Regions from separate parts of the Homo sapiens genome. Here region 2 is linked to region 1. The links are chromatin contacts, found by Hi-C in ENCODE. All regions are on one chromosome and are shown on one strand. The core of a region is the stretch at or near the end of the contact, and the rest is flanking DNA. Distances in the headings are between cores, read along the strand shown. Region 1 holds the start of CTDP1-DT (CTDP1 divergent transcript). Region 2 holds the start of PARD6G (par-6 family cell polarity regulator gamma).

Region 1 (2,808 bases), core at 201-2,700:
CCAGTCCTCACTCTTGCGGAACCAGATGCAGAGAAGATCCTCAACAAACACAGGGTCAGGGCAAGCCAAAGGGACGAGGAGCCGCGGCTGCCGAGGAGGGAAGAGAGTGGCATCCCCAGAAGGAGCGGCACCTTTCCCAGAGGGAGCTCACGCCCGGCCCACTGCGGGCTGGAGTGTCCACCTCTCCCTGGAGTTTCTGTTCTCACAATCAAAACTACCAGAGCCAGGCGCACACGCGTGTCCACTTGCCCGCCCATCCCAGAACACAAGGGTAGATTCAAACATGGCTGGACACTTCGGTGCTACGGAAACATATCCCCTTCTGGGGTCAGAGCACAGCTACTGAGAGCTGTGGAGTCTGTCACAACGCCCACGTCACCCTGAAGCAGCCTGCGACAATGCCCACTGTGGTCAACCACGGGGCTACTGCCTTCGCTGCAGGCCTGGGTTCCGCCCGTTCCTTAGCCACGAAACAGAACTGCACCAGGTTTTACAACTGCGTTTCACAAAGTTTACAAAAATTTAAAGATGTGCACACACCCAACAGTTTATATTTCAATAACAGGTCTGGAGCCTGCCTGATGACTCTTGTGCTCACAGCCACCCATGAGTTTTCCTAAGTCACAAAGGTGGAGCTAAAGGAAGGGGCGGGGACTATCACTGCAGAAAGAAAGAAACAAACATAGCTTTTCCAAACAGTAACTTCGTGTCGCTACGCAGGACCCTTTCCTTTTATCTCAAAATGCTCCCCGTTGGTAAAACCACAGGTGGTGACTATCCAGTTTTAGGGGAGAAGCGCAGTGCCTGCGTCCCGCTTTATCGCTCCCTCACCAGGGGCGCCCCTGCCCACCGCGGACGCAGCAGCCCGGGGGTCCTCCAGGATCCCTCCCCGGAGCCGCCCGCCCTCGGCCCCGCCCGGCTCAGCACACTCACCCTGGGGCGACCACCTGGCCCGGCTGCGCGCACAGCTCCCGCACCACGCCCGCGCGCTCCGACCTCAGCCTGCGTTCCGGCCGCGCGGGGCGCACGCAGCCCCCGGAGGCTACACGGGACTGAGAGGCCCCGGAGGACTGCGCGGAGGCGGCGGCCTCGAACACGGCCAGCACCGAGCCGATGCGCACGGCCGCGCCCGCCGCCACCCTCCACTCCAGCAGGCGCAGCGGCGCGGGCCCCGGGCAGCGCACCTCGGCCACAGCCGCCGTCGGGGCGCCCTCGGCAGGAACGCGACCCGCGGCCGGCACCTCCATCGCGGACAGAGGGCGGGCGGGCGGTCGGTACGGGGCCTGCGCTGCGCTCAGAGCGCAGCGCCTACCGCGGCGACACAACCCAGGCGGCGACGCTGTAGTTCCTCTCGGTACCGGCTTCCACCCGTCGCCTAGCCCGCGCCGACTTCCTGGAGGGCGCGTGACGTCACGCAAGGGCGCCGCGTACGTGCGTACGTGCGCGTGTAAATACGAGCGCCGCGCGGGGCCGGAGCCGGCTCCGTCCTGGGACCAACCCTGCGTGCCGGCCGTGAAGAACTGCGTTCCTGAGCCCTACCTACTTTTCCTCGGAGCGCCGGCACCGTGGAGCAGCGGCATGCAACGCGGGCCGCTGTCGCCCAGTCCCAGTGACGGTCTTGGCGCGCTCGGAACTACGTATCCCGGCGTGCACCGCGGACAGAGCATGGCGGGACTACGAGTCCCAGCGTTCAACGCAGGCCTGCGTGCCATTACCCCATCACGCGCTGAGACCCAGCATCCCGAGACTACGAGTTCCGGCATGCACCGCGAGCCGCTCTCCTCCACTCCCATCGCGCACTGTGAGTCGCAACGTCGCGGGACTACGGGTCCCGGCATGCCTTGCGCGCCGCGGGCCCAGAGACGTGAGGCTGTCGGCGTCCTGGTGGCCCCGCCTCGTGTCCCCCCCCGGACCCCACGCCGCGGGAGCTTGGGGGTTGCGGTCTTCTCTTCCTCCGACCTCACCTTCGATGCGGAAGCGCAGGGGCAGGTGCGCCGCCCTCGGCCCGCGCAGGCGGTGGGCCCGTCTGGGGCAAGGCGCCCGGAAGCGCCTGGTTGGTTCAGAAAATCGGACCGCAGCGGGAGGGCGGGCACCGGCGCGTGGTCTCAGTGGCCCCAGGCGAACCCTGATGAGCAGCAGCCGCAAGTGGCTTACTAAAGGAGCCACTTTCTACGTTTGTCTGGAATTTACGTGAATTAAGCTGGCGGGCGGGCGGCCAGGCCTGTAGTCTCAGCACTTTGGGAGGCTCAGCACTTCGGGAGGCTGTGGCGGGCGGATCACCTGAGCCTGGGAGTTGGAGACCAGCCTGCGCAACGTAGCAAGACCCTATCTCTAAAACAGATTCATTAATACTTAGCCAGGCGCGGTGGCTGAGGTCCCAGCTACTCGGCAGGCCCAGGCTGGCCTGAGCCAGACCGCTCTGGACTGTTTTAATTTTTTCAGCCTTAATACCTGCCAGAATTTTTTTTTTACTATGTATCTTTGTCCTTACGTATATAAATTTTATATACAATTGAGATTATCCTGTATTTGCTTTTCCCCCCTCACTTTTATATGGTGACTTTTCTCATGTTAGGCTGAATACTAACATTTTGGAAACTGTCGGCCTGAAAACGAGCGGAGACACAGTTTCTCTAAGTAGAGAGTTTATTTGGGCCACACTTGAGCACAAATTCAAGGCGCCCTGAATGTGTACTCCGATTAGCAGTTAACAGTGGATTTTAAAGGCAAAAAAGGGGGCCAGGGAGTGGACTAATAGGAACTTGTTTGTGAGGAATTCTCACTGGTTTACAGAAATAACATTGATTA
Region 2 (2,808 bases), core at 123-2,622, 570 kb before region 1:
AAAATTAGTCTGTGTGGTGGCACAAATCTGTGGTCCTCAAGAGGCTGAGGTGGAAGGATTGCTTGAGCCAAGGAGTTTGAGGCTGCAGTGAGCTGTGATTATGGCATTGCACTACAACATGGGCGACATAGCAAGATCCTGTTTTTAGAAGAAGAAAAAGTTCATTATATAGCACAAGGTGAAAAGTGCAAGTTGTAAAACGAGATAAACAGCATGGTCACAACTTTGTAAAATATACAAATATATATGCAGAAAAATAAGTGAAAATAAAATACACCAAAGGTTAATACAGTTGATTGCTGAGTAGCATGACTACAGGTAATTTTTACAGGTTTTTTCACTTCTTTATATTCTGCAGGTTTCTTTTGCAATGAATGTATGGTGAGATTTATAATTATATGGCTTGTAGATTACAATTCATAGTATACTTCAAAATGATTTTTTAAAAACTGTCTTGTCTTCTGAACTTCATCACAAATTCCTCAAGGGCAAGGATTGTATCTTTGGTTTCAGCAAGCCCGTTTCAGAGGCCTCTTGATTGGTAAATATTCATTGATGCTGCTAGTAATTGATTCTTTGTCTTAACAGGTTCTCTTTTTCTAGCTGCCTTAGAAAAAGTCTCCTTTCGCATCAGGCAGGTGCTTCTGATCCTCTCCCTAGAGATAGGCTATCTAATAAAGCCCTCTAAGCCTTTATTTTTATTTTTTATTTTTTGAGACGGAGTCTCGCTCTGCCTCCCGGGCTGGAGTACAGTGATGCGATCTCGGCTCACTGCAGCCTCCGCCTCCCGGGTTCAAGCGATTCTCCTGTCTCAGCCTCCCCATTAGCTGGGATTACAGGCACCCCCCCCACCACACCCGGCTAATTTTGTATTTTTAGTAGAGATAGTGTTTCACCGTATTGGCCAGGCTGCTCTAAGCCTATTTGATAAAACCCTTCTCCCAGGCCATCAGCAACTTGACAATTAGTACTGACAGGTGATGCCTTTTGGGATCAGGTCTCCAGTGGTTCTCGTTAGCATTCTTCACTTGAATATTACCCAAAACAATGGCAAAAATCAACCCCTATCCTAGGTTGCTCGGTGGAGGCAATCAAAACGAGACGCCTTGGGCTGGCCGCGATGCTCCTTTCCCCAGGCTCTGGGATTGTGGACAGGAGGGCGCGCACCCACTGGCGATCCGACGCGGAGCTGCAGCGTGGGGGCGTGGTGTGGCGGGTCCTCCGGAGCGCGGGGCGGGGCTGTGGGCGGGGATATGGGCGGGTCCTCCGGGGCTCGGGGGCGGGGCGGGGCGCGGGCGCGGGCGCCGGGAGGTGGGGCGGCGCGCGCCGGCGTCCCCCGCGCTCCTCCCGCGCGCGGCCCCTGGAGTCCCTGAGGCGCGCGGCCAGCCCAGCTCGGGCCCGCAGCACCGGGAGCAGCCCGCCGGCCAAGCGAGCGCGGGCCGGGGCCGGGGCCGGGGCCTGGGGGCGCCGCCCCCGGGAGTCTTTCTGCGGCCCCTGAGGAGCGAGGGCGACGGCGAGGCTGACCGGGGCCGAAACCATGAACCGAAGTTTTCACAAGTCTCAGACCTTGCGATTCTACGATTGCAGCGCAGTGGAAGTCAAGAGCAAGGTAAGCCCCCCGCCCGCCCCGGCGGCCCTGCGCCCAGTCTCCTGGCTAATGAATGGGGCGCCCCGCGGAGGGGGACTGGGGCGGCGTGGAGGCGACAGGCGCCGGCGACAACTTTCCAGTTCGGGCGCCGCGCGCCGCTCCGCGGGACGCGCACTGGGGACCCCGGCCGTCCTTCCCGCCCCCCGCGCGGACACAAAGCCCGGCAGCCGCGGCGCTCAGAGGGCCGAGGGCCATCGGACAGTCCGGGCAGACTCTGGACCCGCTCCGCGGGAGCTGCTCTTTTGTTCCACGAGTGAGAGGCGATCGGGGCGCGCCACACATTGGAGGGGAGGGCGGCCTTTCCGGGGCGAGTTGAGGGCCAGGGGCTGCTCGGATTCGGGGCCGTGGGGGGGCTCTGGGGGCCCGGGCCGTGGGATGGCCCTGGCCAAGGCGCCTTCAAGGCTGCAAAGGAGGCTTGTTACCTGCCAGGAGGAGACTTGCCGCCGGCTCCGAGCCCGGCGTCCCCCACCCGCTCGGTACCAAACATCTAGGCACCAGGCGCGCTCCCCCGCGCAGACCCAGAGCACGCACCCGGCTCTCCCCCGGCCCAGACCCAGACCACGCCTCCCCGGGCGCGTCCCCGGGCCAGACACCCCACCCCACCCCCACGGGCGCGCCCCCACCCCAGACTCCCCCACCTCCGGACGCGCCCCCGCCCCAGACCCAGCCCACTCCCCCGGGCGCGCCCCCGGCTCAGACCCAGACCCCTCCCGAGCGCGCCCCCGGATCAGACCCGTACCCAGACCACCCCCACGGGCGTGCCCGGCCCCTCCCGCTGCCTGCGCCCGGGCGGAGCGTGCCCGAACTTGCGGGTCGCGATGCGCGTCTGGGTAATTGGCTGGTAGGATCTGGCGCTTCTGCCCTTTGCGGGGGTGGTTCCTTCGCCGCAGATGCTATTGTTTGTGAGGGTCTCCTTGGTGGACCCCGCGGGCTGAGGAGGTGCTGCAGTTGTTCGGGGTCCTGCGGGAGGGGGCCCCTCGAGTCTTTCGCTGGCTACTCTCTGGGAGTTGAGCGGCCCTTTCGCCCTTTCTTTCTTCGCACCCCGGTTCTCAGAGTTGTGGGAAAGGCTCCTAACGGCGGAGTGGGAGCCCGCACCCCTAACTGTGTGCCTATCTTGGGCGCAGGGCGGGTGTTCCCTCCCCTGTCTCTGGGGAGGCAAG

Evidence for each region. A loop is a pair of places that touch in the nucleus more often than their neighbours do. Pooled maps may share reads with other maps.
Region 2: a pooled map shows a loop between it and region 1 (10-fold over the local background). The contact joins the promoter of PARD6G here to the promoter of CTDP1-DT in region 1. A Hi-C loop is called at or near these places in 8 of 50 pooled maps.

Annotation. Positions count from the first base shown.
Region 1 is chr18:79,678,387-79,681,194 of GRCh38, reverse strand. CTDP1-DT (CTDP1 divergent transcript) reads left to right here and starts at 1,450. Exons shown (of 5, transcript NR_136643.1): 1 at 1,450-1,801. It overlaps CTDP1 (CTD phosphatase subunit 1), which reads right to left and starts at 1,392. Exons shown (of 13, transcript NM_004715.5): 1 at 934-1,392. The coding sequence starts at 1,247. RefSeq lists enhancers at 1,251-1,759, 1,760-2,267.
Region 2 is chr18:80,246,078-80,248,885 of GRCh38, reverse strand. PARD6G (par-6 family cell polarity regulator gamma) reads left to right here and starts at 1,372. Exons shown (of 3, transcript NM_032510.4): 1 at 1,372-1,609. The coding sequence starts at 1,538. RefSeq lists a silencer at 1,147-1,206 and enhancers at 2,233-2,732, 2,733-2,808.